Regions from separate parts of the Homo sapiens genome. Here regions 2, 3, 4 and 5 are each linked to region 1. The links are chromatin loops, found by intact Hi-C in ENCODE. Cell type or tissue: endothelial cell of umbilical vein. All regions are shown on one strand. Region 1 overlaps PUS7 (pseudouridine synthase 7). Region 2 overlaps SRPK2 (SRSF protein kinase 2). Region 3 overlaps LHFPL3 (LHFPL tetraspan subfamily member 3). Region 4 has its middle 13 kb from the start of SRPK2. Region 5 has its middle 41 kb from the start of SRPK2.

Evidence for each region. Hi-C counts contacts between places; a loop is a spot of excess contacts. Peaks named below come from ENCODE experiments on the same cell type or tissue, not always from the same donor. Only the 100,000 strongest peaks of a DNase experiment are listed, where the experiment ranks them.
Region 2: a loop joins it to region 1, with 2.3 times the contacts of the local background. A loop is called at or near these places in 15 of 110 quality-filtered maps.
Region 3: it touches region 1 in a loop (15-fold over the local background); 4 of 110 quality-filtered maps call a loop at or near these places.
Region 4: it touches region 1 in a loop (9-fold over the local background); 21 of 110 quality-filtered maps call a loop at or near these places.
Region 5: a loop joins it to region 1, with 8 times the contacts of the local background. A loop is called at or near these places in 12 of 110 quality-filtered maps.

What each region holds. Positions count from the first base shown.
Region 1 is chr7:105,485,272-105,490,271 of GRCh38, forward strand. The region is part of intron 7 of PUS7 (pseudouridine synthase 7); the gene reads right to left. Among named protein-coding and RNA genes, the nearest start is that of PUS7, 34 kb to the right of the region's middle. In endothelial cell of umbilical vein, CTCF peaks have their summits at 2,897 (motif pointing left) and 3,099; a DNase peak (open chromatin) is centred at 2,750; H3K27ac peaks cover 3,914 bases.
Region 2 is chr7:105,139,229-105,144,228 of GRCh38, forward strand. SRPK2 (SRSF protein kinase 2) reads right to left here. Exons shown (of 16, transcript NM_182692.3): 10 at 3,856-4,102; 11 at 2,780-3,262. Among named protein-coding and RNA genes, the nearest start is that of KMT2E, 130 kb to the left of the region's middle. RefSeq lists a silencer at 2,633-2,809. In endothelial cell of umbilical vein, a CTCF peak has its summit at 2,061 (motif pointing right); no DNase peak of the experiment used is centred here.
Region 3 is chr7:104,881,754-104,886,753 of GRCh38, forward strand. The region is part of intron 2 of LHFPL3 (LHFPL tetraspan subfamily member 3); the gene reads left to right. Among named protein-coding and RNA genes, the nearest start is that of LHFPL3-AS2, 42 kb to the right of the region's middle. In endothelial cell of umbilical vein, a CTCF peak has its summit at 2,096 (motif pointing right); a DNase peak (open chromatin) is centred at 2,138; H3K27ac peaks cover 275 bases.
Region 4 is chr7:105,399,702-105,404,701 of GRCh38, forward strand. No RefSeq gene overlaps it. Among named protein-coding and RNA genes, the nearest start is that of SRPK2, 13 kb to the left of the region's middle. RefSeq lists a silencer at 4,180-4,365. In endothelial cell of umbilical vein, a CTCF peak has its summit at 2,065 (motif pointing right); a DNase peak (open chromatin) is centred at 2,090; H3K27ac peaks cover 896 bases.
Region 5 is chr7:105,426,993-105,431,992 of GRCh38, forward strand. No RefSeq gene overlaps it. Among named protein-coding and RNA genes, the nearest start is that of SRPK2, 41 kb to the left of the region's middle. In endothelial cell of umbilical vein, a CTCF peak has its summit at 2,914 (motif pointing left); DNase peaks (open chromatin) are centred at 2,949 and 3,509.

The DNA.
Region 1 (5,000 bases):
CGATCTTGGCTCACTGCAACCTCCGCTTCCCGGGTTCAACCGATTCTCCTGCCTCGGCCTCCCGAGTAGCTGGGATTACAGGCATGCGGCACCATGCCCGGCTAATTTTGTATTTTTAGTAGAGACAGGGTTTCTCCATGTTGGTCATGGCTGGTCTTGAACTCCTGACCTCAGGTGATCTGCCCGCCCTAGCCTCCCAAAGTGCTGGGATTACAGGCATGAGCCACCTTGCTCGGCCTAAGTAGAGTCCTTTTAAAGTTGCATTTTAATGTTCAAATTTATGATCCACCTGGAATTTATTTAGCAAAGGGAAATGAGGTAGGGGAGCCACACTTAAATGGTTTTTTAGATGGTTACTCAGTTATCCAACATTTTTTGAATCAACCATTATTTTTTGAATCAACCATTATTTTCTCCACTTATCTTAAATGATACTTTGAATACGTACTAAATCCTTGGATGTATCTGGGTCTAGGATTACTCTATTCTACCTAGTCATGTTCCAGTATGAAATTGCTTTAAGTGCTATATCTCTTTTTTGTTTTTGAGACAGAGTCTCTGTCGCCCAGGTTGGAGTGCAGTGGTGCGATCTAAGCTTACTGCAACCTCTGCTTCGTGGGCTTACAAAGTCTCCAGCCTTAGCCTCCTGAGAAGCTGGGACTACCGGCATGCACCACCATGCCTGCCCACCCTGGCCTCCGAAAGTGCTGGGATTACCGGCGTGAGCCACTGCACCTATCCAGGTGCTATATTTATTTTTCTTTCTTTTTTTTTTTTGTTTTGTTTTGTTTTTGAGACAGAGTGTTGCTCTGTCACTCAGGCTGGAGTGGAGTGCACTAGTGTGATCTAGGCTTACTGCAACCTCTGCCTCTTGGGTTCAAGCAATTCTTCTGCCCCCAGCCTCTCAAGTAGCTGGGATTACAGACGCCTGCCACCAAGCCCAGCTAATTTTTGTAATTTTAGCAGAGACGGGGTTTCACCATGTTGGCAAGGCTGGTCTGGAACTCCTGACCTCAAGTAATCTGCCCGCCTTAGCCTCCCAAAGTGCTGGGATTACAGGCGTGAGCCACCGCACCCAGCTGTACATATTGATTTTTGTATATTTTCTTATCTTATATAACTTTTTCTTCCTTTTTTAGAGACAAGGAATTGCTCTGCCACCCAGGTTGGAGTGCAGTGGTGCAATCATAGCTCACTGTAACCTTGAATTCCTGGACTATGTATGGGAGCAATGGTAGAACCCAAGAGCACGAATTAACCCAGGGATTGTATCCCAAGGAATCTAGAAGCGGAGGATCAGTATGAACAGAGTGAGGAACGGGGGACAAAACTCCTCTTCAGCCAGGAACTACTGCTGTAGAAACTGACAGAACAATTCAGGGTCAGGAGCTGTCCTAGAGAGAGTGTTCCGGAGACTGCTTCCTGATGGTGCCACAGAAGTGCCTGATAGTTCTGTCCTTTTTTTTTTTAAGTTGAGATAAAGTTAACATAATATAAAATTCACAAGGCTGGGCATGGTGGCTCACGCCTGTAATCCCAGCACTTTGGGAGGCCAAAGTGGCTGAATTGCTTGAGATGAGGAGTTCGAGACCAGCCTGGCCATCCTGGTGAAACCCCGTGTCTACTAAAAATACAAAAATTGGCAGGGCATGGTGGTGCACACCTGTAATCCCAGCTACTCGGGAGGCTAAGGCAGGAGGATTACTTGAACCTCAGAGGCTGAGGTTGCAGTGAGCCGAGATTGTGCCACTTGTACTCCAGCCTGGATAACAGAACGAGACCCTGTATCAAAAAATAAAATAAAATAAATAAATATATATATACACATGTATAATTCACCATTTTAACTGTTATAAAGTGTACATGCCAGTGATTTTTAGTATATTCACAACAATGTGAAACCATCACCACTATATACTTCAAGAACGTTTCCATCACCTGAAAAAGAAACCCTGTACCTATTCAGCAGTCACTCCCGTTTCCTCTCCCTGCAGACCTCGGCAACCATTAATCTACTTTCTGCCTCTATAGATTTTCCTATTTCAGACACATCATATAAACAGAATCATACAATATCTGGCCTTGTGCGCCTGACTTCTTAGTGGAATGTTTTTAAGGTTTATCCATGTTTTAAGTATATATCAGTATTTTGTTTCATTCTTTTTTGTGGCCGAATAGTAGTATCAATTCTTGAATATACGATAGACATCCATCTCTAAATTCCACTGGCACAGCAAAAAGCAAGAACTATACTCAGTTCTGGTTGGTATGGGTGCTCCCTGAGAAATGGAATGAAGCTGACAATGTCTTCATGATACTATTCACAGTTTTAATTATGATGATCCCAGATCAAGGTCTTTGGTTGTAAATTTACAGCAAATTCAGTGAGTAACTAGGGAATATAAAAATCTTGCTTTTAAACATCAGGAACCAATTAAGCAACATGATGCACAGAAAACCTTAATTAACAAAGCCAGGGAAATACTGGCCCAAGTTCAGAAAGGAGACTGGCAGGAACAGGCAGGAAAAGAAACAAATCATTCTGAATGAGACTGTTCCTGCCTGAGACCCTGTTAAAATTACTAGGTGGCTTTAGAGTTTCATGAAGCTGAAAAGACGTGCTGCTTATCCCCAGGACCGATCAATCCAGCAGTCATTCAAATGCCTGTGTGGCAGAGTGGGTTTCTCCTGTTCACAAGTTCCCACGGGAAAGGCCAATCTGCCTGGCCCCATGTATCCATTAAACAAACTAAGGGTGTAGCCTGTATCCGTGAGATAAGTGCTGTGTGCTTTCAGAGGGCCAACATTTAGGTGTCTAACACAGTTTCTTACTAAGTCAACAGGAAGATGATAAAGGCAGCAAAAATCTGAGGACAGAGCAGTGTCCTGATGAAGTGTGACATCTGCTGGCTGACCAAGAAAAAAAAGAAATATTCTTGGTCTTCAACTATTCTAAGACTTCACATCAGAAAACGCAAAATAAAATAACAAGATGCCATTTTTTGACCCTCAAATTAGCAAATGACTCCCTGTCCCCATCATAACACCATGCTGAGGAAGATTCTAGGGAACCAGAATAAAGGTGGTAAATTGGTACCACTTTTTTGCAGGATAATTAGGCTTTGCTATTAAAAAAAAAGAGAGAGAGAATTTCTCTGTGTTTTGACCAGCAGATGGAAAGAAAAAAGACAAACCACATTAAAATGTCATATTCCCTTTAAGTCAGTAATTTCACTGCTAAGTTTATCTTAATGAAGTTATCACAGATGTGTGCCAAGATTTAGCTACAAATACGTCTGTCATGGACTGGGTTATAACAGCAAGAAACGAGAAACAATGTAACATTCAAAAATAGAGTAATAGTTTAAATTAGGATATATCCATACATTCAAACATATTTTGCTATATACCTACAGGAAATAAGGTACACCATCTATTGTTCAAAATAAGAATACATAAGTATTGCTGTTTAAAAAGGAAAAAAAGTCCCTCAAAAAATATATACCATGTTGTGAATAAGGTGATCTCGGAAGAAGTACAGTTATGGCAGGCCTTTCATTTTCTACCTAGTTCTTTCTGTGTTGAAAACAAAATAGGCAGAGCCCAGTGGCTCACGCCTGTAATCCCAGCACTTTGGGAGGCCAAGACGGGTGGATCACGAGGTCAGGAGATCGAGACCATCCTGGCTAACATGGTGAAACCCCATCTCTACTAAAAATACAAGAAATTAGCTGGGCATGGTGGCGGGCGCCTGTAGTCCCAGCTACTCAGGACGCTGAGGCAGGAGAATGGCGTGAACCCAGGAGGCGGAGCTTGCAGTGAGGTGAGATCCCACTACTGCACTCCAGCGTGGGCAACAGAGCGAAACTCCATCTCAAAAAAAAAAAAAAAAAAAAAGAAAGAAAGAAAAGAAAAAGAAACAAAATAAACTGACTTTTTTTTTTTAATCAGAAACAAAATTCACAGAGCCAGCTAGAAATCACAGGAGGTGACTAGGTATTTTAGATACCAAAAACAAGGCAAAAACCTTCTGTTGTGACCTCTATCCACAGAGGATGAGAAAGCCTGAGCCTTCAAACCCCTGTCCCCCTACCCCCATTCTTCTGAGTTTCTGGGGAGTCCCTGGTCCATTACCCACAAAGGTTATTTCAAATCTCCACTCTCTTTCAAGCTCCCTTACCCACTCCTGCCCCTTCACTCTGAGCAAATGACTCCACATTCTATATGCCACAGCGAGAAAATGAAACCAGGCCACCAGATAGGAACACCATCATCTTCATGTATTTACTCCTGCTCTCTTTCAAATGCTTCAATATTTGTACACACCACCAGTAAAAGCAATGGTGAGATGACTGCTTTTATGACATCATGCCACTGTCTCAAGGTCAAGGAAGAAAAAGAACTGGAATAAACATTACGATACAACCGGTTCAACAACTACATTATTTCAGGGGAATCAGAAAAGTAGTGGGAAAGAAGCCCAATTGTAGGGGATTATGGGGTAAAGAGGAGATACCACCATAAATTCTTTATAAAAAGATGAGGAAATTCAAAATAAATATATGGGCTGGGCGTGGTGGCTGATGCCTGTAATCCCAACACTGTGGGATGCTGAGGTGGGTGGATCACCTGAGGTCAGGAGTTCAAGACCAGCCTGGCCAACATGGCGAAACTCCATCTCTACTTAAAATATAAAAATTAGCCAGGTGCACTGGTGTATGCCTGTAATCCCAGCTACTTGGGAGGCTGAGGCAGGAGAATCACTTGAACCAGGGAGGTGGAAGTTGCAGTAAGCCAAGATCCCACCATTGCACTCTAGCCTGGGTGACACAGCAAGACTAAAAAAAAAAAAAAAAAATCCGAGAAACCAAAATAAATACATGTATTTAAGTAGAGGTAGCAAACATAGCGTACTTTATTTTTAATTGCAGTATGACTGACATACACTGTACACATTTAAAATGTACAAGTTTTGACATGTGTATAAGCCCATGAAACCA
Region 2 (5,000 bases), 350 kb before region 1:
GGCATGCTGAAAGGCAGGTGGGGAGAAAAGCTGGAGAGAACACAAAGCCAAGACACCAGTAAGGAACCTCCATAATAGGAGAGGCAAGCAATGACACTGCCCACTTTAGGGACAAGGCAAGGGGGACCCCTACTTAGGAGGTATGACTGGCAAAATGAGATGATTTACTGGACATGAGAGAAAAAAAGAAGACATCCTGATGATCAAGTTTCTCACTGGAGCAACAAGAAATGGTGGCAACAAGTGTAGGAAATACAGTATGTGTAGCAGGTTGGCAGGGAAAGTTGTATTCTGGTTTTGGACATGTAAGGTTTGAAGTTTCCTGTGACACAGAGATGGAGCTGTCATGTAAACAATAGGATAAGTCTTATGACTTGCCTGGGCCTCCAATGATGACCATGTGGTAACAAGCAGCAATTCTGCTCCTTTACATGGATTGTGATGACCAAGGCAACTTACATTCAATGGGAAATTTTTCAATATATTATTATTATATGTTATTTATGTACCTTTGCCATTGACCTGTTTTATTTAATTCAGTGCTACTAACAACCTTAGAGGTAGCCATTTCTTTCTTTTGATAGAGGAATGAACCAAGGCTCAGACAGGGTAAGAAACCAAAGTTCCACAGTTATTAAGTTTTGAGCTGGGGTTTAATCTGATATGCAGGTGCCTCTCGGTGTCTGCAGGGGAACTGGTTCCAGGACATCCTGAGGATACCAAAATCCACAGATGCTCAAGTCTCTGATATAAAACGGTGTAGTGTTTGCATATAACCTACATATATCTTCCTATACACTTTAGTTGATCTCTAGTTATTTATAATACCTGCTACAATGTAAATGGTATGTAAATAGTTGTTATACTGTATTGTTTAGGGAGTAATGACAAGGGGGGAAAAATCTGTACATGTTCAATAAAGACACAGTTTTTTTTCCCCTCCAACTATTTCCCACCTGAAGTTAGCTGAACACATGGATGGGAAATCCAAAGATGTAAAACCCATGGATATGGAGGGCTGACTGTACTTGAAGCCACTGCAGCCCAAGCTAATACTTGCAAAATAAGTATGAATAAAAAAGGTACTTTGAGCTGGTCATGGTGGCTCAGGCTCGTAATCCCAGCACTTTGGGAGGCTGGGGAGGGCAGATCACCTGAGGTCAGGCACTGGAGACCAGCCTGGCCAACATGGTGAAGCTCTGTCTATACTAAAAATATAAAAATTAGCCGGGCATGGTGACGGGCGCCTGTAATCCCAGCTGCTCGGGAGACTGAGGCAGGAGAATTGCTTGAGTTCAGGAGGCGGAGGTTGCAGTGAGCTGAGATTGCACCACTGCACTCCAGCCTGGGCAACTAGAGTGAGACTGTCTCAAAAAATAAATAAATAAATGAATGAATAAAATAGAAATAATTAAAAAGGTACTTTGTAAATTACTTTCTATATGAAACTTCAGCCGGGCGCGGTGGCTCACGCCTGTAATCCCAGCACTTTGGGAAGCTGAGGCGGGTGGATCACGAGGTCAGGAATTTGAGACCAGCCTGACCAACATGGTGAAACCCTGTCTCTACTAAAAATACAAAAATTAGCCGGGCATGGTGGCACGCGCCTATAATCCCAGCTACTCAGGAGGCTGGGGCGGGAGAATCGCTTGAACCCGGGAGGCAGAGGTTGCAGTGAGCCGAGATCGCGCCACTGCACTACAGCCTGGGTGACAGAGCAAGACTCAATCTCATAAAAAAAAAAAGAAACTTCAAGTAAGAGAAAAATTGAACTGCAACAGCAACAATAAGTCTGGATAAGGTACCTCTCACTACTGCCCTTTCCCAGAAATTAACCTACATTCTATGTAAGCACCTTCAAACACTCCCTGGAAAGGGGAACAGGAGCTGACCACGTCCAGCCAAGTAAAGAAAGCAAATCCTTAGGAGGATTCATCATAGCCAGTGCGTAACAAAGCCAGCTTACTCGGCGTGCAATTCCAGACTGCTGGAACCAAAGGGGCTGCAGAATGTCGGGCTGTTTGCAGGGCTGGCTCATCAATTTTACTCGCTGTGTGTTAAACAGTCTTGTCAGTAGAGGGAGCAGAGGGAGGTTTCAGAGCTTTTCCCCCATAAGCCAGTATGGAAACCAGCTGTGTTACCCAGTTTTCACTTACTAGAGTCACTTGGCATTCACTCCCAAAATAAGGCTTTGAATAAGTCAAGCCTTCTTAGGTAGACAAGAACACAAGAGCCAATCTATAATCTGTCATCACATTTAAATCCATGCCAATTCCTTGAAAATTACAATCCTGGGCCAGTTACCAATAGTAGGGTCCTATAATCAGGAACAACTATCAAAAGACAATATGACACTTCTTTCTCAATAGAGTCAAAGAGGAGGCATAATTTTCTTGAATAGAAACAAAACAAAACTAAACTAAACTAAATATAATGACATTAGATGGAAGAAGATACGAATTTTAAACTAAACTACACATTCTAGAAAGGTGTAAGTTGCTAAAACTGGAAGGTTTTTGCAAATGATGCTGCTGACTAAATATATTAAAAATGAAAACTGGTCAGAAATAAGATTTGGTATGCAGAGAGCAAGAAATAGCCTAATGGCATAGAAAATTTATTTAAATCACATTACTTCTTCAGGAGTATAAAAGTAATAAAACTGATCAGTACACACACACAGGGCTTGGCCACTTCCAGCCAATTCCTTCACAGCATTTGTTAAAGGCACGTCCCTGGAGTCAGCGATGGCAGACAGTTGATGGGAAGAAACACTTACCTTTTGGCAAATCCCCAGTACTGGAGGCTGAAACCGTTCTGCTTCTGTCATGGGATGGACTGCTCTCCTCTTGCTCAGTAAGTGGTGATCCCTCAGAAAGCACAGAGCCGCAGGCCACAGGTTCTAAGGATCCAGAGAACAACGAGGTGGAAAACTCTGGGAACTGTGACTCGGGAATTTTATGTCGTCCATTTGGCAATTCACCATTGAATTGTTCATAGGAGCTGCTATATGTGTAATCACTTTCTGCATTTGGCTCATCAAGATTATATTCCTCAGGATTTGGGCAGTCTTCTTCATCATCATCTTCATCGTCCAGTTGCTGCTCCAGTGAGAATGGGCCATTCTCAATATGGCCATTGGTTTTAGGTGATTCTATCCACGTAGGGTCTATGTTCGCAAGTTCCTGATCTACATCATCTTCATCTTTTTCAATGTTTTCTTTCTCAGCATCTTCTTTCTCTTCCTGGTCCTCAGCTTCACCTTAAGAATTTGATGGGTCAAGAATTAGAACTTGTTACTCTCCTTAATACAGCCTCATTAAGTACTTATCTCCATCAATAAAATACATTTTGAATATGCTTATGTACCACCTGGTAAACACCTCTTGGCTTTTGGGGTAAAACCTTCAGGTTTTCTAAATCTCATTTTTCATTCATTTAGTAATTGGCCTGCTCTTATAAGAAAAAGTTAGCTTTAAGGGAAAATAACTCTTTCTAAATAAAGTTGCACTTCCATTTCTACCCTCTATAATCTTCAGAAACAGACTTGTGGTGCATTACAGTTAGGTAAAAAGTTAATGACAAAATAAAGCACCATCATTAGCATGATAGAAACATGGAATTTCTCAATTATTTTACATTTTTAAAAACTATTTTGAAATGTTAACATATTTCTGGCATACAGTTCACAAATGAAGTACGAGGCTATTTCCCATATTTCCCAATAGGGAGTTGGAGAGAATCATCCTTGTCATCTGCAGCAGCAGCACAAATCAGCCCCCATGTTGACCTGGCAGAACCCTACTAATGGAGCTCTGAGAACCCCATGCAGCCCAGGTTCCAGGCCCCACTGACCATTGTCCTTTGCAGTCTCTGCCTCAGCCGCCTCCTCTAATCCTGTTGTTTTTAGTTTCACCTCTGGGCAGTATTCGCCATCCTGGTCATTGGAAGGTGCAGCTGAGGTGATGTTTTCTTCTATTATTTTCCTTTCAGCTTCTCGCTCCAATTCTTCTATCTCCTGCAGGCGCTTCTCCAATAACTCAGCCTGCCTCTTCTGTTTCTTTTTCAGTTTTTTCTTTTTGTTTTTAGATATTTTTCCTATCTATGTTAAGGAAAGACCACAGGTCAGTATTCTTCTTTTTAAAGCACCACGATAGTATAACGACTAGCAGCATGGCAAATAGCAATAAACTCTGCTTTCTCATGCCATATTCTATTAAAATCCCAAACCCAGACAGATCCACTTTGTGGTAAGGCTTACGATAAAATCAAAGGGAAAGCAGTGCTGACTGATATCACGTACTAGGTCTACTACCAGGTCCTGCCCTCAGAGGGATATAGCTTAAATCCAGTAAGTCTTCACCATTCAAACTCTAAGAGAACTGAAGTTCGAAATTCTCTTGGCCTTAAAGGAGAAGCTCCTCTTGCAAGTTTTATTTGCTGCTGTCTATATACAAAGTAACAACATCCCAGCTCCTCAATGCCAAAAATGAAACAGGTGCCCGAGCAGGTGTATGTCACTGTGTGTTTGGGTCTCACATATGAAGCTCTTAGCAGCCAAGACAACATGAACTGTAAGAGATAAGCCTATGCTGCAAAGGGAAAAAAGAAAAAGCTACAGCTTTTGTCTGCCTCCCGTCATGGTTACCTGACTTGCAAAGCACTGGCAATGACAGCCTCCAACCTTTCAATCAATCAGTAAATTCAAGCAGCTCAAGCCAGGGAAGAACTATGGGAAACAACTTGAGCTTCTCAGCAGGCCAGGAAGCTTAATTATTAAAGCTCCCTCTTGTTCCAGAACTTACATTCCAAATCAAGAGCTGTCTCAGTAAAAATAGTGTTTTGTTGTTGTTGTTGTTGTTTTCTTTGAGACAGAGTCTCTGTTGCCCAGGCTGGAGTGCAGTGGCGTGATCTCAGCTGACTGCAACCTCCACTTCTTGAGTTCAAGTGATTCTCATGCCTCAGCCTCCCATGTAGCTAGGACTACAGGTGCACACCAT
Region 3 (5,000 bases), 600 kb before region 1:
AACAGCATCACGTGCTATAGAAAAATCTTCCATGAAAGGAAACTTCCTTGTGGTCTTATTTTAGAAATTCCACAGCCACCTCAGCCTTCAGCAGCCACCACCCTCATCAGTCAGCCGCCATCAACATGGAGGCAGGACACCTCCATGTTTACCAGCAAAAATTCGTTCATTAATTTATTTTTAAATTAAGTATGTATATTTTTTAGATGTAATGCTACTGCGCACTTACCAGTCTACAGGATGCTATAAACATAGCTTTTGCACTGGGAAACGAAAACTTCTGTCTTTATTGTGATATTCACTTTATTGCAGTGGTCTGGAACCAAACCCTCAATATCTCCAAGGTATGCATTTATATATCCACACAGAATACTATTTGGCAATAAAAAAGGATGAAGTACTGACACATGCTACCATATGGATGAACCTTGAAAACATTAGGCTAACTGAAAGAATCCAACCACTAAGCACTACATTTCATTTATTTATTTATTTACTTATTTATTTATTTAGAGATGGAGTCTCACTCTGTCACCCAGACTGGAGTGCAGTGGCATGATCTCAGCTCACTGCAGCCTTCACCTCCCAGGTTCCAGCGATTCTCCCGCCTCAGCCTCCCAAGTAGCTGAGATTACAGGCACACACCACCACACCCAGCTAATTTTTGTATTTTTAGTAGAGACAAGGTTTCATCATGTTGGCCAGGCTAGTCTCAAACTCCTGACCTCAGATGATCTGCCCACCTTGGCCTCCCAAAGTGCTGGGATTACAGGCGTGAGCCACTGTGCCCAGCCTGTACCACATTTCATTTATATGAAATGTCCAGAATGGAAACATCCATAGAGACAGAAAGTATCTTAGTGGTATCCAGGGCCTGAGGGGAGTGGAGAATGGTGAGTGACTGACAGTAGGTATGGGGTTTTCATGGTGATGAAAATATTCTAAAATTAGATAGTGGTGATAGTTGTACAACTCTATAGGTATACTAAAATCACCGAATTGTATACTTTTAAGAGGTGTTTTATGATATGTGAATTATGTCTCAATAAAGCTGTTATTTTTAAAAGTTTCTCTCCCACAAGACTTCCTAGTGGGAAATAAATCCTGAAGATGGGGGAAGGGTATGATTTATATTGTAGTTAAGGCGACTGGCTGCCTCATTTGCCTGGGACTGAAGGCATTCCCGCATGTAGAACTTTCAGTGCTAAAACCAGAAAAGTCCTGAGCAAACCACGCAATGTTTGAGACTTACTTATACTAAAAAACTGTCAATGTTTATCGGAAATTTAACTAGGCATTCTGTATTTTTATTTGCTAAATCTGGCAACTCTATGATGATCCAATTTATTCAGATCAAGTTGAAACAAAGAGCTAGAATTAAGAGAAAAAGCAAAGAGAAACTAAAAGAGTTTGGAGTTAAGGAAAAGAGCTCCCAAAGCATTTTCTAACCTTGGCCAAGACTATGGCAAGATAGTTTTGCCGAGATCTCTTTTCATAACATTCTAACGTTCCCTCATTTCCAAAGTATGTATCAAAGAGTTCATATTGGAGGACTCTTAAAAACTGATATTAATAGTTACATGAAATAATATGTTTCTTAAAGGTATTTCATCTTGGATGAAGCTTAAATTAAGCTTCCTCCTGGCAGCTGAGTGCATGATGAATTGTATTATAAGTAAGTCTATTTTTAGCCCACTAGTGCATTGGCAGACAGGCTGTTAAAAATAAAAGCAGGCCTAGTAGAATACAGAAGCCCGGGGAGCTTTTCCTTACTATTTAATGAAAATGAAGCGGGTTCTCTGAGCCTATATGGTTGGAGGGAAGGTGAGGTGTGTGCAGCTGTGATCAGGTTACAAGGCAGTGGCTTGTAATTTATAAATTAGTGTGTAACGTGTCACTGAGGCAGAAGCTGAGGGACGTAGCACTAACGGGAGTTTCCTGAAATTGCTCAGATAATGGGAGAAAAGAGTTTGCGTGTCTGATCAGGTGGGAAGTGTGATATTTTAAGAATCTTCCATATTTCCCTGCTGGGGAGCTAGGACTCAGTTCATTGCTTGTTCTTGCCTGGACGCCGCACACCAGGTTAGCAGCCACCAGGGGGCACCAAAGCAGCCCATCCCAGAGGAAAGCGTGGGCCTCTGAGCCATTGAAATTCACTCCTGAGCACACTTCCCTTTGAGCCCGCATAACCTGATGATGGTGCAGATTCAGCAGTGCAACACGTGGTTGGGGCGTGTGGATATGGAATCACACAGACAAGGCTTCTGGGTCTAGCCCTGCCTCGTAAAACTTTTACAGCCTCTGTAATCCCCAAACAGAGATAATAAGAAGTGGTAAGAATTCAATGAGCTGGAAAGCTCATTAATACCTATACCGTGCCTGATGCGTGATAAGTGCCCAAGTCTTCGGTACACGCCAGAAGCCTGGGGTTGTAGGGTGGGTTCAAGTACTAACAACATCACGGAGAAGGCATCTGCTTCCATTCCCTTCTATTCTGGGCTCTCTTCCCCCTTCCTCTTTCCTTCCACTTCGTTCTCTGTTTAGTTCAAAGGCCTTTGTTTTGGCAGCTTGCCAAGCATGTCCTCCTGAGATAGGCCCTCTGACCGCTCCCCTGTCCCCAAGTTCTGTCCAATCCTCTACCTCGGTATTTCCCAGTGTGGTTCACCAGCCACCTGCACCAGAATCATCCGGACCTACCAAGTTGGAATATCTGGGAATAGAACCTAGGAATCTGCATTTCAGTGAATTTCCTAAGTGAATTTTACACGTGATAAAGCTTGAAGACTTCTGATATAGTCTTAGTAAGATCTTTTTTTAATAAAAAGAATATAGTGCAGCCTGATCTCAACCAGCTGTTAGGAGGGAAATTGGCTGATTATCTGATTAAAGTAATTCACATTGAATTGTGAAGAACAAATAAACTCCCCTTTCAGGAGAATTTGCATTCTGACATTTTGCAAGCCTGGATGAATTTCAAAATGGTGAAATGTGTGGGTTGAGTATTTGAAGAAAATGACCTTACCTCTGACCCAAGCTTCAAGGGGAGACTTTGTCTGCACCTGGAAAGGAGGGGTTCTGTAACTTAACAGCCCAGGCCTCCTAGCCTAGAATCACCTGAAATTCAGTCCCAAGGACACCAATTGGTGGAGAGAAGGAGAAGTGGAGTGGGAGGTGCAAGAGGAGGAATGGGCAACTCAGGAAAGGATAGAAGAAGGGAAGGTCAGCAGGCAGGGGAGAGGGAAGAGGAGAGGAAGGAGAACCCTCTCAAATATCCCCATCCTCATAGCACTCAGTGCTGAAGATCTATGTAGGTGCAGCGTGGACTAGTGGAAAACAGACCCAGCCACTGATCTTTCCACTCTACCCCAGAGATCACAACTGAGACTTCGATTTTATTTGCTATTTAGGTAATTTTTCAATATGAAGCTGCCCAGTTCATGGAGGAGGGGTAGTAGCCCCCTTGCCCCTCTTTGGGGCTCCCAAACCATTTCTCCTCCCTCCAAGGGTGGTATGGTACAGGGCCAGTCCTTGGCCTTTCCTCCTTCTCTTTCTACAGTCCCTGCAATATTATCTGTACAATGGATGGCTCCCAAATATGTATCTCCAGTTCCAACCTCTCCCTTGAATTCCAGATCTTTGTGTCTAATGGCCTATTGTGGCTATCTGATTTTCTCCCAAAAAAAGTTTCTCTTGTTCCCCATCTCAGTAAATAGGACCCCACTCACTCAGATGGACCAAAAACTTGGGAGTCATCATGAGTTTTCTCTCAGATACACACACACACACATTCCTCATGTAACCTATCGCCAAATCCTACTGACTCTGCCTTAAAAACGCATCTTAAATCTGATCCCACCTCACCACTTCAACCACTCCCAGCCTGGTCCAAGCCACCACTGCCTCTCTTCCAGACCATGTCATCACCTTCTAACTGTCCTCTCTGCTTCAACTCTTACCCCTTACAGTCTTCTTGTCACTCACTCACTCACAGTGAGTCTTACAATGTAATTCTCATCACCCCCCTCCCCTTCTCCCCACCCTTCAATAATGTCCCATTGCATTGAAAATAAATTCAAAATGCCTCACCATTGCCCAAGAGTCCTATATTGCCCGGTTCACCCTGATGGCCCATCTCCTATCACCAGCTGCCCTGGCTCCCCTGCTATTTCTCCTGCCTCTGCTTTTGCTGAAGCCTCCACCTAGAAGGTGGATTCCCCTAGACATTTTGTTTCCTCATTCCTTCAGGGAAAGTGTCCCTGACCACCTGCTCCAAAATAACAGCTGGCTTCTCACCCCAATTTATTTTTGTTCGTAGCACTCAAAGCCACCTGATGTATTTATTACACATTTATTTGCGTATTGTCTATATCCACATTTCACTGTAAGGTTTATGAAAGCTAGGACTTACTCTCCTTTGTCTGCCACTGTATCCCCACACCTAGAATAGTGCCTAACATATCATATATGCTCAATTCATATTTGTTGAACGAATGACTGAATGAGTGAATGGAGGAAAATGAAGAAAAAGTATTAATGTAGGTAAGGATGGCCACTAACTCGTGGCTCAAAGCCCCATCTGAGGTCTTATTAGGAGTTTTTCGTTGGTTTTATTTTGTTTTGTTTTGTTTTTTTGAGACAGTCTTGCTCTATCGCCAGGCTGGAGTGCAGTGGTGCGATCTCAGTTCACCGCAACTTCCGCCACCTGGGTTCAAGCAATTCTCCTGCCTCAGCCTCCCGAGTAGTTGGGATTACAGGCGCCCACCACCACACCTGGCTAATTTTTGTATTTTTAGTAGAGACGGGGTTTTGCCATGTTGGCCAGGCTGGTCTCGAACTCCTGACCTCAGGTGATCTGCCCACCTTGGCCTCCCAAAGTGCTGGGATTACAGGCATGAACCACTGCGCCCAGCCTCTTTTTACATATTAAGTAAATTCTTCTTTATTCCACATTCTAAGTCCTCAAAAATTATACATTCACATTTACCAAATTACAAACTCAG
Region 4 (5,000 bases), 86 kb before region 1:
TCTAGAGAAAATCACCAATAGTGACAAGTTTGTTATAAATAAAATAGTATAGGAGACTCTTACATAAGCCAGTTCAAAAATGATGCCCAAAGATTTACCTGGGGCTGTATTAAAATTTAGAATAATGTCTAATATGCCAGGACATAATCAAATAGATTAGAAGATCTGGCCATAATCTGTGCTAAGTTTAACACCCTGGGCTCCATTTCTTCCAAGTCTTAGAACATGGATATAGCTCTGATATAATACTCATTTCTCAAATGCTTGAGCTCTCTGAGTATAAGAATTTGCTTGCCGGCCGGGCGCGGTGGCTCACGCCTGTAATCCCAGCACTTTGGGAGGCCGAGACGGGCGGATCACGAGGTCAGGAGATCGAGACCATCCTGGCTAACACGGTGAAACCCCGTCTCTACTAAAAATACAAAAAATTAGTTGGGTGTGGTGGCAGGCGCCTGTAGTCCCAGCTACTAGGGAGGCTGAGGCAGGAGAATGGCGTGAACCCTGGAGGCAGAGCTTGCAGTGAGCTGAGATCGTGCCACTGCTCTCCAGCCTAGGAGACAGAGTGAGACTCCGTCTTAAAAAAAAAAAAAAAAAAAAGAATTTGCTTTCCATTTTATTGTAACTAATGAAAGAGATTCAATGTAAAAAAATTTTTTTTATTTTTTTTTATTTTGAGACCCTCTGTTGCCTAGGCTGGAGTGTAGTGGCACCATCTCGGCTCACTGCAAACTCTGCCTCCCCCAGCACTTTGGTGAGGCCCAGGCAGGCAGATGACTTGAGGTCAGAAGTTCGAGACCAGCCTGGCCAACATGGCAAAACCCCGTCTCTACTAAAAATACAAAAATTAGCCAGGCGTGGTGGCAGGCACCTGTAATCCCAACTACTCAGGAGGCTGAGGCAGGAGAATCACTTGAACCAGGAGGCAGAGATTGTGGTGAGCCGAGATGGTGCCACTGCACTCCAGCCTGAGCAACAGGTTAAGACTCCATCTCAAAAAATTAAGAATAAAAAAAATAGTTTGGGCACGGTGGCTCACATCTGTAATCCCAGCACTTTGGGAGGCCGAGGCAGGCAGATCACCTGAGGTCAGGAGTTTGAGACCAGCCTGACCAACATGGTGAAACCCCATCTCTACTAAAAATACAAAAATTAGCTGAGCATAGTGGCGCGCGCCTGTAATCCTAGCTACCAGGAGGCTGAGGCAGGAGAATTGCTTGAATCTGGGAGGTGGAGGTTGCGGTGAGTGGAGATGGCACCACTGCACTCCGGCTTGGGCAACAAGAGCGACACTCCGTCTAAAAAAAAAAAAAAAAAGACAATTGCATATTACCAGTATCCCAAAAGTCCCCCTCCTCTCTCCTCAGTCACTGCCCCTACCAAGATAGCCTCTATTCTAATTCCTAACCCCACAGATTCATGCTGCCTGCTTTTAAATTTTATGGAAATGGAACCCTACACTAATTACTCTTGTATTTGGCTGGTTTTTTTCAACGTTTTGTTTGTGAGCCTCACCCATGTGTTGTCTGTACAATCTTTTCATTGTTTTATAGTATTTCATTGTATGAATATGCCATATTTTAAAAATGTCTTCACATTATTTATTAAACTACTATCTCAGCCCCAAACCCACCATTCTATTATCAGCTTTGTGAGGGGGGAGTTGTGGCCACATTTGTTTATTTGCTGTTTTGTTTTGTTTTGTTTTGGTTTGGTTTTGAGACAGAGTTTCGCTCTTGTCGCCCAGGCTGGAGTGTAGTGGCCACATCTTGGCTCACTGCAACTTCCGCCTCCCAGTTTCAAGCGATTCTCCTGCCTCAGCCTCCTGAGTAGCTGGAATTACAGGCATGCACAACCACGCCAAGCTAATTTTTGTATTTTTAGTAGAGACGGGGTTTCACCATGTTGGCCAGGCTTGTCTCAAACTCCTGACCTCAAGTAGTCTGTCCACCTAGGCCTCCCAAAGGGCTGGGATGAGCCACGCCAAGCCACATTTATAATAGAGGAAATGTGATCTTATTTCTCCTTTGCCAATGTGCTCCGCCATTAATTCTGCCAGTTGGGGTCACTAGAGGGAGACTGGAAGCCTGGAGAAGAGGAACAGGAGCAGGGAAATGTTACTTCCTGTTTGCTGGCCTTTTGGTCACCGTCGTCTCAGCACTGGCTCTTTATCACAGGGACAGCAATGGTTCCAGTCCCAGGTTTCACGGAGCTCCTCAAATCAGCCTCATTATATTCCCCTAGAAATAATAGCAACTCCTGGGAGTACTCCCTCTTTATACATCTGGGTCCCAGCTCCCTCCTCTAAGCTTCTGAGGTCTGATAACCCTTACTGCTAACTGTGTTTCCCAGCCCCAGATATGGGTGCTGATTCCTGATTTATTAGTGGGTTAGTTCAGTATCCCCTTTACTTAGTTCTCTAATACCTGTTCAAACAAACAATTCGTTAATTTTTTTATTATAAAATAATTGGTCCAGCTGGGCACAGTGGCTCATGCCTGTAATCTCAGCACTTTGGGAAGCCGAGGTGGGCAGATTGAGACCACCCTGGCTAACATGGTCTCTACTAAAAATACAAAAAATTAGCTGGGCATGGTGGCACGCGCCTGTAGTCCCAGCTACTCAGAAGGCTGAGGCAGGAGAATCTCTTGAACCTGGGAGGCGGAGGTTGCACTGAGCTGAGATCGTGCCATTGCATTCCAACCTGGGCGACAGAGCGAGACTCCATCTCAAAAAAATAAAAAATAAAATAAAATAAAATAATTGGTCCAACTTCAATAAAAAGTAAATAATTTCTGTGTCCCCCCTAGATTCTGATGGATAGGTGATTCCACCAGTCATCGGTGATTGGGTTGTCTCCAACTTAAGCTATTATGAATAATGTTGCTGTGAACACCCTTATATGAGGTTTTTGGTGAATATGTGTATATATTTAGAAATGGAATTGCTGAGTCATAGGTTATATCTGTGTGCATTTTTAGCACATACAGCCAAAAGTTTTCTAAAATGGTTATACTAGTGATTGCATTGATTTTAAAGCATTCCCAGTATTTCACATCTAATCCTCAAAACTTTTTAAATTTAGAAAAAAGTCAATACACTTCATACTTTTTTTTCTTTTTTTTTTTTTTTGAGACAGGATCTCATTTTGTCACCAGGCTTGGACTGCAATAGCACAGTCTTGACTCACGGCAGCCTCGACCTCCTGGGCTCAAGTGATGCTTCCACTTCAGTCCCCCAAGTAGCTGGGACTACAGGTGCTACCCACCACGCCCGCTAGGCTTTTTGTTTTTTGATTTTTGAGATGGAGTCTCACTCTGTCGCCCAGGCTGGAGTGCAGGGACGCCATCGCAGCTCACTGCAACCTCCGCCTCCCGGGTTCAAGCGATTCTCCTGCCTCAGCCTCCCTAGTAGCTGGGATTACAGGTACATGCCACCATGCCTAGCTAATTTTTTTGTGTTTTTAGTAGAGGCAGGTTTCACTATGTTGGCCAGGCTGGTCTTGGAGCTCCTGACCTCAGGTGACCTCCCCTCCTCGGCCTCTCAAAGTGCTGGGATTACAGGCATGAGCCACCACGTCCTGCCTTTTTTTTTTTTTTTTTTAAGACAGGGTCTTGCTGTGTCGCCCAGGCTGAAGAGCAGTAGCACAATCTCAGCCTCCCAAGCAGCTGGGATTACAGGTGCCCACCACCAGACGCGGCATATTTTTAGTAGAGGTGGGGTTTCTCCATGTTGTCCAGGCTGATCTCAATCTCCTGACCTCAGGTGATCATCCTGCCTCAGTGTCCCAAAGTGCCATGATGACAGGGCGTGAGCCCTGGCTTCCACTAAATTTTATTGTTTGTTTTTTATTGTTTGTTTTTTGTAGAGACGGGGTTTCCCCATGTTGCCCAGGCTGGTCTCAGACTCCTGAGTTTAAGCAATTCTCCCACCTCAGCTTCCCAAAGTGTTGGGATTACAGGTGTGAGCCACAGCACTCAGCCTGTAATTTAATTTCTACTCCAGAATCAATTTTTCTTTTCCTTCCTTCCTTCCTTTCTTCCTTCCTTCCTTCCTTCCTCCCTCCCTTCCTTTCGACAGCATCTCACTTTGTACTCCAGAATCAATCTTTCTTTTCCTTCCTTCCTTCCTCCGTCCTTCCTTCCTTCCTTCCTCCTTCCCTCCCTCCCTCCCTTCCTTTCTTTTGACAGCGTCTCACTTTGTCACATAAGCTGGAGTGCAGTGGTGAGATCTCAGCTCACTGCAGCCTCGACTTCCCTGGCTCAAGCAATCCTCCCACTTCAGCCCCAAAAATAGCTGGGATTACAGGCGTGAACCACCACGACCAGCTAATTTTTTGTAGAGATGGGGTTTCACCATGTTGCCCAGGCTGGTCTCGACCTCCTGAGCTCAAGTGATCTGCCTGCCTTGGCTTCTCAAAGTGCTAGGATTACAGGCGTGAGCCACTGGCCTTCTATTCCAGAATTTTTATATTGCAATGTTAAGAAAACTAAAGTCTGGGCCAGGCACGGTGGCTCATGCCTATATATGGCGGGGCACAGTGGCTCACACTTGTAATCCCAGCACTTTGGGAAGCCAAGGTGGGCAGATCACCTGAGGTCAGGAGTTCAAGAACAGCCTGACCAATATCGTGAAATCCCATCTCTACTAAAAATACAAAAATTAGTCAGGCGTAGTGGCATGCACCTGTAGTCCCAGCTACTCGGAAGGCTGAGGCAGAAGAATCACTTGAACCCGGGAGGTGGAGTTGTGGTGAGCCGAGATTGCACCACTGCACTCCAGCCTGGGCAACAAGAGTGAGACACCATCTCAAAAAAAAAAAAAAATACAAAAATAGGCCACACATGGTGGTGCATGCCTGTAGTCCCAGCTACTTGAGAGGCTGAGGTGGGAGGATCACTTGAGCCTGGGATATCAAGGCTGCACTGAGCCAAGATTGCACCACTGCACTCCAGCTTGGGTGACACAGCAAGATCCTGTCTCAAAAAAAAAAAGAAAGTTTA
Region 5 (5,000 bases), 58 kb before region 1:
TTAGGGGCCACTGTGGTGTTATTGACTGGCCTAATTTCAATATCTTTGTGTCTCAGGGAATAGGAAAGTCCAAGTAGAGAAAGAGAGATGGGGGAATGGCCAGTTGGTGGAACAGTCAGACCACATACAACGTTTATTGATTAAGTTCAATGGCTTATGTGGTGCAGTTCATTGTGCCTCAAAACAATTACAATAGTAACATGAAAGATCACTGGTAACAGATTACCATGCAGTTATAATAATACTGAAAAGCTTAACATATTATGAGAATTACCAAAATGTGACATAGAGACATGAAGTGAGCACATGCTGTTGGAAAAATGGCACTGATCAACTTCCTTAATGTACGGTTGCCACAAACCTTCAATTTGCAAAAAATACAATATGTCTGCTGCCTGAGGAACATAGTGAGACCCCATCCCTAAAAAGCAAAACAAAATAAGTCATATAATGTCTGCAAAGTACAATAAAGCAAAGTGCAATAAAATTAGGTATGCCTATATCATAAAACAGAAATAAAGGAAATATAGTAGTTACCAGAGGCTTGGAAGAGTAAGGGAAGGGGGAATAGGAAGAGAATGGTTAATGGATGCAAAATTACAGTTAGAAGGGGGGAATAGGCCAGGTGCGGTGGCTCACACCTGTATTCCTAGTACTTTGGGAGGCCAAGGTGGGTGGATCACCTGAGATCAGGAGTTCAAGACCAGCCTGGCCAACATGGCAAAAACCCATCTCTACTAAAAAATACAAAAATTAGCTCAGTGTGGTGGTGCACACCTGTATTTCCAGCTACTCAGGAGGCTGAGGCAGGAGAATTGCTTGAACTCAGGAGGTGGAGGTTGCAGTGAGCTGAGATCACCCCATTGCACTCCCAGCCTGGGCAACAGAGTGAGACTCCATCTCAAAAAAAAGAAAAGGAGGAATAAACTCTAGCATCCTATAGCACAGCTGGGTGACTATAGTTAACAACATTGTTTTTGTGTATATATATTATTTATTTATTTATTTATTTTTGAGACAGAGTCTCACTCTGTTGCCCAGGTGCAACCTCTGCCTCCCGGGCTCAAGCGATTCTCCTGCCTCAGCCTCTTGAGTAGCTGGGATTATGGGTGTGCACCACCACGCCCAGCTAATTTTTGTATTTTGAGTAGAGACGGGGTTTCACCATGTTGGTCAGGCTGGTCTTGAACTCCTGACTTTGTGATCCACCTGTCTCAGCCTCCCAAAGTGCTGGGATTATAGGCATGAGCCACCACGCCCGGCCGTATATTTTTAAATAGCCACAAGAGAGAAATTTGAATGTTTCCAACACAGCAATATGATCAATGTTGAAGGTGATGGATATCCCAGTTACCTCAATTTGACCTCTAAACATATGCATATATTGAAATATCACATGTACCCCCGTAAGTTTGTACAATTATGTATCAATTAAATTTTTTTAATCTTTAAAAAAGGAAATAAGCATTTCAATATGTACATATCAAGATATGACTATGCAAGAAGGCTTAATGAAATAATCAGATACTTGCGTCTTCACATAGCATCATAGTAAATGTGCCAGCTACAAGCACAGAGTAATACAGGTGTGTTGTATAGTAATGAGTCAATTATCCCACATGGTAGTGATATAGATGTTATGATTGTCTGCAATGGTAGAAAACCCTTGGTAAAGTTCAAGACATCATAAAGTCAAATCCTCCTTTCATATATATAATTGTATTCTTGGAAAAATCAGAATATGTTAACAATCTGCCAAAGGTCCCTGTATTACAGATTTTTTTTTTTTTTTGAATCATGGTCTCGCTCTGTCACCCAGGCTGTAGTGCTACAGTGTGATCACAGTTCCCTGTAACCTTGGCCTCCCAGACTCAAGTGATCCTCCTCACTCAGCTTTCTGAGTAGCTAGGACTACAGGTGTACATGCCACCACGCCCAACTAAGTTTTTATATTTATTTTTATTTGTAGAGATGAGGTCTCCCTATGTTGTCCAGGCTGGTCTTCAACTTCTGGGCTCAAGCAATTCTCCCACCTCAGCCTCCCAAAGTGCTGGTATTACAAGTGTGAGCCACCATGCCCTGCCTGCAGATGTCTTATACATTTGATTTCCACCCATTAAAATGACAGTAGTGCTGACCAATCATTGTGACAATCAATAATACTCTCTCCCACCACATTTTCTTCTTCTTTTTTTTTTTTTTTAGACGGAGTCTCACTCTGTCACCCAGGCTGGAGTGCAGTGGCATGATCTCAGCTCACTGCAACCTCTGCTTCCTGGATTCAAGCGATTCCCCTGCCTCAGCCTCCTGAGTAGCTGGAATTACAGGCATGTTCCACTATGCCCAACTAATTTTTGTATTTTTAGTAGAGACGGGGTTTCACCATGTTGGTCAGGCTGGTCTCGAACTCCTCACCTCATGATCTGCCTTCCTTGGCCTCACAAAGTGCTGGGATTACAGGCGTGAGCCACCGCGTCCAGCCCCCAACCACATTTTCAAAATGCTGAGAGTGCAGTTAGAACTTACGTAGAGAGGAAAGAGCACTGACATAGGAGTCAGACAGGAGACAGCTGTTCACTCTAGCCCAATCACTTTACTGTTCTGGGTTTCATTTCGCTCATCTGAAAAATGTAGAACTTGGTCTGTGTAATCACTAAGATCTATTTGATGCTGAGGTAGACCATATATATATATATATTTGTTTGTTTGTTTGTTTTTTGAGAAATAGAGATGATGTCTCACTATGTTGCCCAGGCTGGTGTTGAACTTCTGGGCTCAAGCAATCCTCCTGCCTTGGCCTCACACAGTGCTGGGATTACAGGTGTAAGCCACCGCGCCTGGCCCTATATCTTTCTTATTGCTAGTTGATGAAACAATAACTGCTAAAAGGTATACAGCCATGTCTCCCTCTGCTGGCTGAGTGACATGTCATAAATGCAAACAGAAGATTTTTAATGTTTTCAGTGCAAGAGCTGTCATCTTTTAGGATTTATTGACCAACACAACATGTTGCCAAGTGATAAATGTAGACAGCATTTGTTTCAAAGCTTGGATACCATCTTCATTTTCACAAATAGATATATATCTATCACAACAAAGTCTCTATATTCAGGTACTCACTATCTAAATTAAATTTGGAAAAGCAGATCAGACTGCACATGAAACTGACATACTGTGTTGATCAAGGGCTTTTGGCTGGAATTATTTGGCTCATTCCCTCAGCCATCTCCAGGGGATAATTATCTCCAAAGAGGGAATTTCCTGTTGGAGTTAACAGACTTTCAAGAAGTATTCGGCAGATCATTAATCTTTTAATGGCTAAACCGTGAAAAAAATTAGTTACATATTAAATAGTTTTAAAATACTGTTACCCCCAGCTTCAGACTTCCTACAGTGTGCTATGGACTGAATGCTTGTGTCCTCCCAAATTCATATGTTGCAATCCCAATCCCCAATGTAATGGTGTTTGGAGATGGGGCCTTTGGGAGGTAATTAGGTCATGAGGATGCAGCCCACATGATGGGGCTAGTGCCCTTATAAGAAGAGCCATGAGAGAGCTTGCTTTCTCTCTCTCTGCCATCTGAGCACACAGTAAGAAGATGGCCACCTGGGCCAGGCACAGTGGCTCACGTCTGTAGTCCCAGCACTTTGGGTGGCTGAGGCGGGTGGATCAACTGAGGCCAGGAGTTCGAGACCAGCCTGGCCAACATGGAGAAACCCTGTCTGTATTAAAAATACAAAAATTAGTCGGGCGTGGTGGCGTGCGCCTGTAATTCCAGCTACTCTGGAGGCTGAGGCAGGAGAATCACTCCAACCCGGGGAGTGGAGGTTGCAGTGAGCCAAGATCGTGCCACTGCACTCCAGCCTGGGCGACAGAGTGACACTCTGTCTCAAAAACAAACAAAACTAAACTAAACAAAAAAACAAACAAACAAAGAGATAGCCATCTCCAAACCAGAAGGAGGGCCTTTACCAGGACGGGACCGTGCTGGCACTCGGATTTTGAACGTTCTCTGGACTGTGAGGTATAAAATTCTGTTGTTTAAGCCACCCAGTCTATGGTATTGTTATAGCAGCCCAAACTGATGAAGACAAATGAGTTTCCCTCTTTCCTGAATTAGTCTAATTATTACTACTATTATTATGGTTTGTATTTTTGTAGGGTACTTTAATTGTTTTGGGAAAAAAATAAGTTATGTGTGTATATATATATTTTTATTTATTTATTTATTTTTTGAGATGGAGTCTTGCTCTGTTGCCCAGGCTGGAGTGCAGTGGCATGATCTCGGCTCACTGAAAGCTCCGCCTCCCAGGTTCACGCCATTCTCTCGCCTCAGCCTCCCAAGTAGCTGGGACTACAGGTGCCCGCCACCACACCCGGCTAATTTTTTGTATTTTTAGTAGAGACGGGGTTTCACCGTGTTAGCCAGGATGGTTTTGATCTCCTGACCTTGTGATCCGCCTGTCTTGGCCTCCCAAAGTTCTGGGATTACAGGCGTGAGCCACCGCACCCGGCCTTATTTTTATTTTTTGAGACAGAATCTCGCTCTGTCACCCAGGCTGGAGTGCAGTGGTGCAATCTCAGCTTACTGCAACCTCCGCCTCCTGGCTTCAAGTGATTCTCCTGCCTCAGCCTCCTGAGTAGCTGGGACTACAGGTGTGCGCCACCATGCCCAGCTAATTTTTGTATTTTGAGTAGAGACAAGGTTTCATCAAGTTGGCTAGGCTGGTCTTGAACTCCTGACCGCAAGTGGTCCAACCGCCTCGGCCTCTCAAAGTGCTAGGATTACAGGCATGAGCCACCGTGCCAGGCCAAGTTCTATATTATTTTAGAGCTATTTTTAAATTACAGTTATCCATGCAAGGTTAAGAAAAAAAGGGCGGGGGTAGAAAGAACTCAAGTCACACTGAGGTGCAGAAATGAAAAATGAAAGTCTCTCCTCCCCCCACACATTACCAGTCCACATCCAGAATCAATCACCATTCATAGTTTCTGGTTT